2 separate regions of the Homo sapiens genome follow, and region 1 is linked to region 2. Evidence: chromatin contacts called from ENCODE Hi-C or POLR2A ChIA-PET data. All regions are on one chromosome and are shown on one strand. Each heading gives the region's core, a stretch centred on a gene start or an enhancer-like site at or near the end of the contact. The rest is flanking DNA. Distances are from core to core; before and after follow the strand shown. Region 1 overlaps HADH (hydroxyacyl-CoA dehydrogenase). Region 2 overlaps TET2 (tet methylcytosine dioxygenase 2).

Region 1 (3,390 bases), core at 301-2,800, 2.8 Mb after region 2:
ACTCTACAAAATATGACACTTTATTCTGTTCAAAGAATTTTGATTTATTTAATTTCATGTGACCATTACAATAATCACCCCTGCAGAGATGGTTCCTGGGGTCAATGGTCAGAGGCAGAGCTGGGGTTAGAACTTGAGTTCTCTTCTGTTCTGCTGCCTGTAAATCCCCAAGCCTGAATTCAGTTCTGCCTGCACCTCTGGCAAGTGCTGTATTGTGGGGAGAAGTGTGGCATCCATGGCAGGGGATCCTCTGTGGCTCTCTGGAATCAGTACATCCCAGGTTGACGTCTCCTTGGCTCTGGACTCAAAGTTAGTCTACCTGCTGGTCGTCTACATCAGGGTGCTGTGCTGCCATCCTTCTGCCCATGGTAGACTCAAACTCACCTGCCAAGATCTAATTCATTATTTCCCCTCCAGCTTTTTCCAGAGAGCTTGCCCCTCCTGTTGCTGCAGTTGTTCTTCCAGCCACATGTACTCTGAAGATGGGATCACAATCAGTGTCTCCATACCAGAAAAGGCTCTGTAACTTTTTGGTCATGGGAGAGCTCTTTCCTCTGCCCTCTCCTTTGCAGTTCCTAGACCAGGTGTGTTAACCTGAATTGTCATGGGAGCCTCTTAATTGGTCCTTTCAGCAAAAACTAAAAGAAAAAACCCACTCATCATGGCAAACATTGTCATATTAGTCTTCCTGGAGAGGCATTTGGATTTATAACTCTCCTCTACCCGGAAAGTGTCCATCATAGCAACATCTTCCAGGGATTCTTAAATATAACGATGCTGTTGACATGTCTGGTTATCCCTTTACCTTTTCAGAATTTGTGGGAGGTGAGAAGTCTGGGAGAGGTTATCTGGGTTATTATGAAACCTACACACTTACTGAATTAAAAAAAAACTATGTAACACAATTCTAGTCTAAAAATGGGCGCACACTTTCTTTGCCTTTTAGAAATACTTTTTGAAATGTAAAATTCGAAGTCTAATAAAGGAGTCTGTCCAATTAATTTAACTGTTTGAAGAAAAAAACCAGTCCAGGCATGGTGGCTTACGCCTGTAATCCCATCACTTTGGGAGGCTGAGGCGAGCAGATCACTTGAAGTCAGGAGTTCGAGACTAGCCTGGCCAACAAAGTTAAACCCTGTCTCTACTAAAAATACAAAAATTAGCTGAGCATGGTGACACATGCCTGCAGTCCCAGCTATTCAGGAGACTGAGGTGGAAGAATTGCTTGAACCCAGGAGGCGGAGGATGCAGTGAGCCAAGATCACACCACTACACTGCAGCCTGGCCAACAGAGCAAGACTCCTTCTCAAAAAAAAAAAAAAAAAGAACAAACCAGCTGGTTGTGGTGGTGGTGGTTGACATCCTCAACAGAACAGCTTTTGCTAATTGTTGAAGTCAGGGAAGACAACTTGTGCTGATGGCAGAGTTCAAGACATTACACAACCAGAGACAATCATAAACCCAGAAATGCCAGCCCTGAGAGATGCAACTGATGTATGACTTTTTTCCTCTCTGGATCAAACCATGACAACCGTAAAAGGCAGGCCTTGCTGTTAAGGCGCTGCAGCCTCTGAAGCACAGTTGGCCTCAGGGAGCTCTGACTCAGTCTACTTATTCTGGGGATCTGAAGAAAGTCAGAAATCATGTGTGGTAGATAGTTTGCATAACTTTGGGATTTTCCAGAGAGAGGATGAAAACGGTGGCCCTCCTTGTAATGTCTAGGCACATGGGACATCCAGTGGAACTGTTGAGGGAGGAGATGGGAGGGAGACCAGTCACCAGACCAGTTGATGTAGGTCTCATAGACTCACCACTCAAGTTGTGCTTCGGAGAAAGCTGCTTCAAATCTTCTTGATACATTTACAAAGATAAATAAATCCAGTGTGCTTCTGCTTGGCATGTTTACTTGGTCCTGTGGTCAGAGTGCTCTGGGGCTTTGACAAATGTGCTAGTCACTTAGCCTATTTTTACAACTCTGAAGCAGCCGTGTCTAAAAATATTTCCTCTCTGGCTGAGCCTGCCTTCCACCAGGCCTAGAAAAGTCATGGAGCTGAGGACATAGCCTTCAAATATTTTTTTTTCCATTGCAGACTGCTTGTCCTCAAGGTCTTACCAGCATGTAGGTCACTGTAATATAAAACATGAGTTCTCAATGGATTGATTTAAATTGTGGTCACTCAAACTGCCAGGAAGAGTCCTCCTCATTTGTTGTAAAAATAACAGATGTCTATGAAAGGAGAAGAAGAAGGCCTTTCTTTTTTTGCAGTTCATTTCTCCACTGCCTTCTCCATCCCAGAAAGTTGGCGGTAACTTGGGTGTTACTGAATTACTCAGGAGAATGAATTGTACTTGTTTCTCTGTAGTTATTTTCTAAATAAGAGGTTACGTTATCAGGAGAGGCCATCAGCTACAGCAGTGGAAAGAGCCACCAGGTCTCATCTTGACTTTACCAACAAATGTCTTTATTCAGTCAACATTCCCTGAGGGCCAGCCACAGCCAGGCAGGGTCTAGGTTCTCAGTGTACAAAGATGAATGACATTTGGTCAGGAGCCTACAGTAGAGGAGTTCAGATTACTATAACACAGTTTGGTAGGTGCTGTGGTACACAGATGCAGGGATGTTACAGGGCATATGGGGGACATCTAGCTTAGGGCTGAGAGGATCTTGGGGAGTAGGCTTACTAACTGGAAATGATTGTTTTGTTTTGTTTTGAGACAGAGTCTCTCTCTATCACCCAGGCTAGAGTGCAGAGGCGTGATCTTGGCTCACTGCAGTGTCCACCTCCCAGGTTCAAGCAATTCTTCTGCCTCAGCCTCCTGAGGAGCTGGCATTGCAGGCGTGCACCACCATGCCTGGCTAATTTTTGTATTTTTAGTAGAGACAGGGTTTCACCATGTTGGTCAGGCTGGTCTCTAACTCCCGACCTCATGATCTGCCCGCCTTAGCCTCCCAAAGTCCTGGGATTGCAAGTGTGAGCTACCGCGCCCGGCTGATTTTTAGGCTTAGTTAATAGGTGAAGTTGGGGAGAAGGTGAGGCCAAGAGAAGGGCTGGAGTTGAGAGGCAGATGTAGGGAGCTACTGGCCTTGTGGTGGTGTTAAGACTGTCATGCATGAGGCAATAGTTGTGTTCTTTTTGTTTTTTTGTTTTTTTTTCTTAGTAATAGCCATCCTAATGGGTATGAGATCAGAGGTTTTTAACATTATACTGTGATGGACATTAGAGATTTCATGAATCTCCTTCATGGTTCCCGAAAGGTTGGTAAAGATTCCTTCTCTGACCTTTGTTGTACATATTGGTCTTCAATATGCATTCTTATGGAAAAAGGTGTTCATGGCTAAAACATTTGAGAGCCGCCACACTGAATGATCTCTGGGTTGTCTTCCTCCTC
Region 2 (3,908 bases), core at 920-3,419:
TTAGCATGTTACCTTGACATGGCATATACTGAATGAATGCTTGCTATTTATGAGTTTAGTTAGTGCCACATCTCATGAAGTACAGGGACTTAATGATTCTCAATCCTGACTTCATCTTACAGTCACCTGGAGAATAAAGTTTCCTCTTAGCTCAACAAGTCAGAATCTCTGAGCAAAATCCTCAACTTCTTACCTAGGTGATACTCTTGTAAGCCACACTGTGAACCACTGGATTCAACAGATGAAGTAATATAAGCCACTGGCTCTTAAGCCTCATTGATTATTGCGGTGAAGATGTGAAGACTAAAGATGCTTTGGGCATGGCAAAGTGTTCTACAGATATTAGAATTGTTATTATGGTACATTTGAGAGTGTCATTGCTTTGAGAAAGATTCTCTAAGTTTTTTAACAGCCACACTGTAATGGAAATATCCAATTATAGGTATCCAAAACCTTTTAAACTCTTTATATCAGGTGTATATACCCTGTTCCTTTTTGCTAACTTAAAAATGTTCAAACTCTGTCTTCTCTAGGCTGGCAAACATTCAGCAGCACACCCTCTCAAGATTGTTTACTTGCCTTTGCTCCTGTTGAGTTACAACGCTTGGAAGCAGGAGATGGGCTCAGCAGCAGCCAATAGGACATGATCCAGGAAGAGCAGTAAGGGACTGAGCTGCTGGTAAGACAGTGGAGACAGTTGACACTTGTTTGTCAAGTATGAATTTATTCCTAATGTAATGGTAATCTCTCTCCCAAACTTCAACTTCAAGTTACCCTGCACCCTCTCAAATACTTTTCTTTATTGTCTATGCTTAGGACACATGGATTAGATTGTTAAGATTTGTGAATTTACTAAAGTTGTGTACTGACTTATGTATAGCTGTATTTTTCTGGAGAAAGATAGATTTTTATCAATTCTCAATGTCTATGGAGTTTTTAAAAAGAGGTAAGGATTATTCAAATGTAACTATAAACATAAGAAAATGTGATATCTATAACCAGTTGTTAGAGTATTTATCGCCTCCATTTTGCTTCACTTGTAGCCACTTCGTCTCAATCTTGTTAAGGACCAAATAAATGGTATTTGTGGTTACTTGCTGATCTGAAAAGTGAGTACCTCCTGCACCTGGCTAGTCAGTCTTGTGACAATTTGGTGCCATAGAACTAGCAGAGAACTAAATTATGGAATGGCAGATCTCAGGAGCAGCTATGTGATTTTACATACGGTTTGTTTTTAATGGATAGAGACAGAGTCTGGCTATGTTGCCCAGGCTGCTCTGAAACTCCTGGGTTCAAGCCATCATCCTGCCTTAGCCTCTTAAGGAGCTGGGATTACAGGTGCATGCCCCCAGGCCCAGTTCATATGATTTTCTGAAAATACAAAAGAAAGAGGGAGATACAAAATACTTTTTTAATCATGTTCTTATAATTATCTTAATAAAAATCAATTTGCTCTGAATGCCATGACCTGCTGAGTGTCCCAACCTAAGGGTTGTCAGACCATTTTCTCATATATGCATGTATAGAAGTAGGGAACTAATATATTTTTGTCTAAAATGTTTAAGATGAAGATGAGAATGAATTCTACAATATATAATTTTGCCTGAACTATATAAGACAGTTAAAATTATAGAGACATTGCAGGAGAGACTCTGGATTAGATAGAAAAAAGGAAGAATTAGGCTTTTTTTTTGTCTATAATCCTTTTAGTAGGTAATTCAGCTTCAGTTTCACTAAATCTTGTTTATGCATTCAGCATAACAAATCTTCTAATAAGCCTGTATAGCTCTAATCTCTGCCTTACTGCAGACACCTGAGGATATAAGTATCCACTCTGCCACTTGATACTTCTCAGAGACTGTTCTGGTGCTGAGAAATCCTTTCCAGTGTGTCCTCAGTTGAACTCCCATGATTCCTGGATGTTGCCATTTTCAAGACACAGGGCAAGCGCATCTGTCTAGATTACCTCTCTACCTTGGGAATTTTAAGTCACTCTGTGAGGGAAAGAGAACTCAGTATAGTAGTAACTCTCAGAATGAAAATTTTCCCCTTGCATGTTAATATTTTTAGAGTAATCATTGTCACTGAAAATAGACTTCCTCTTTCCCCTCTCATGCTGGAAAATCTTAGGTAATTATGAATAAAGCATTCTTTACTTTTCCCCTCCTCCCTTGATGATTGCTTTACCTCACTCTGTGAGAACTGTGACTACTCATTCTGCTCTTGTCTTTTACATGAGAACTGAGAGCGCATTTTTAAGATGGAATTTTCCTCCTTAATGAAGTCATAACATTAGTCAGAAGATTTTCTCTTCTTGAACGTTAAGCCTGGGTAAGGAATAAAGTGCAGAAGTTTATGGAAAATTATAAGATAACTTAAAAAAAAAACGAAGACAACAAATTAAAATATTAGCCATTGAGGGAAAAGGTTTTACAGGTAGCTCTCTGAGGAGTTCTTCCCTCATATCTCCTCAAAAATCTTGTTTTGCATTTAATTTTTTACAGTTGGATAAGCTCAGCCCTTGACATATTTTCAATAGCAAATAAGCCTAGAGTTTATTTTTAGTACATTTATTAGGAATGTGTTCTTGGGAAAATTATTTAACCTCTGTAAGCCCTGCTTTAAATGGCAAAGAAGAAAGTAGGTAATAATAGATAATAACAGGATTATTTTATGCATTACCTGTACATTGCCCAACATATAGTAAGTTCTCAATTTTATATTGGTATTTGTTTTATTATTAACCACTTTTATTAATGTTGCTTTTAGTTTTTGAAATATGAATTCATTCAAAAATATTTCTTGAGCACCTGCCAAATACCAGGCACTCTTCTAGGAACTAGAGTGGCATTAATGAGTAAGAGGCAAAAATCTCTTCCCTTGTTGAGCTTAGAATCCATTAGAGTAAGAGACAGACACATACAAAATAAAATGTATAATATAGTAAATACCAAGAAGTGCTAAGTTTTAAAAATGTAAAGCAGAAAAAGGAAATTGAGTGGCAGGGTTAGGTAGTAATTGAAGATATAGTAGTCAAGTAAGGCAGCTTCAAGAGAAGATTATGTCTTAAATAAAAATCTGATAAAGATATAAAAACAAGCCATGAAGTTATCTGAAGGAATTGCAGGTAGTGGAGAACAGCCAAAAGACCTGGAGTAGTAAAAGGTTTTATGCAGAGTGATTTAAAAAGAATCACAGTATCTTATACATCAGTAAATATTTACACATACACTTAAGTAAGTGATATGGACAAGAACTTTGGAAGTTGAATAGCAAGGTCCATCTGGACTATAACAGAGGAGGCTTCACAAAGGAAGGTGACAGGGCATGGCCTGGATCCTGAAGGACAGGAAGAATTGGGATCGATAACAAAGAATGACATCCCAGTGGAGAGAAGTGGAGGGGAAACAGCATGAAATGGAGTGAAATAAGAATGTTGGCCTTTAGGGCAGGAATGGGCCAGGCAGAGGGCAAGTGGGAAGCAGGAAAAAGGCGACCTTGTATAAAGTTCATGTTGGCAAATAGAGAGAAGATGGGAAAGCAGGGTAAGGCCAAATTTAGTAAAATCCTAAAGTCAAGCTAAAGATTATTGCATGCTATCCTGAAAATATTGGGGAATAATTAGAGCAGATGAGTAGAAAGGTGAATTCTTGTATTTAGCTATATCATTATTTTTACAAATTTAAACAAATAAGGAAATGGAGGCAGTAGTTGGAGTAATTTAGGAGATAAATTGAAAATGGATTTTGTTAAGAGAGAAGGGAAGATAGATTTTATATATTTTAAGGAAAAATCATGAGGATTTATTTGCTGACTGCACGTAAGAGATAAAAGAGAGGAGTCAAAGATTTCTCTAAAATTTTCAAAATGATTAATTACGTGTTGGTATTAAAAGAAATAGGGAAGTT

The links. Hi-C counts contacts between places; a loop is a spot of excess contacts on that map. ChIA-PET counts read pairs that join two places held with the same protein, here RNA polymerase II (POLR2A).
Region 1: a loop to region 2 is called in a map of ascending aorta, with 9 times the contacts of the local background. The contact joins two enhancer-like sites. A Hi-C loop is called at or near these places in 1 of 168 maps with a recorded cell type or tissue (ascending aorta). POLR2A ChIA-PET finds 5 or more read pairs at or near these places in 1 of 52 experiments (activated naive CD4-positive, alpha-beta T cell).

What each region holds. Positions count from the first base shown.
Region 1 is chr4:107,995,586-107,998,975 of GRCh38, forward strand. All of the region lies in intron 1 of HADH (hydroxyacyl-CoA dehydrogenase), which reads left to right. Among named protein-coding and RNA genes, the nearest start is that of HADH, 7.4 kb to the left of the region's middle. Within about 2 kb of position 1,551, at least 8 of the 41 ENCODE cell types and tissues checked have a DNase peak (open chromatin) inside an H3K27ac peak, as active enhancers do.
Region 2 is chr4:105,189,827-105,193,734 of GRCh38, forward strand. It overlaps TET2 (tet methylcytosine dioxygenase 2), which reads left to right. Exons shown (of 11, transcript NM_001127208.3): 2 at 534-679. The region is part of intron 2 of TET2-AS1 (TET2 antisense RNA 1); the gene reads right to left. Among named protein-coding and RNA genes, the nearest start is that of TET2, 45 kb to the left of the region's middle. Within about 2 kb of position 2,170, at least 4 of the 41 ENCODE cell types and tissues checked have a DNase peak (open chromatin) inside an H3K27ac peak, as active enhancers do.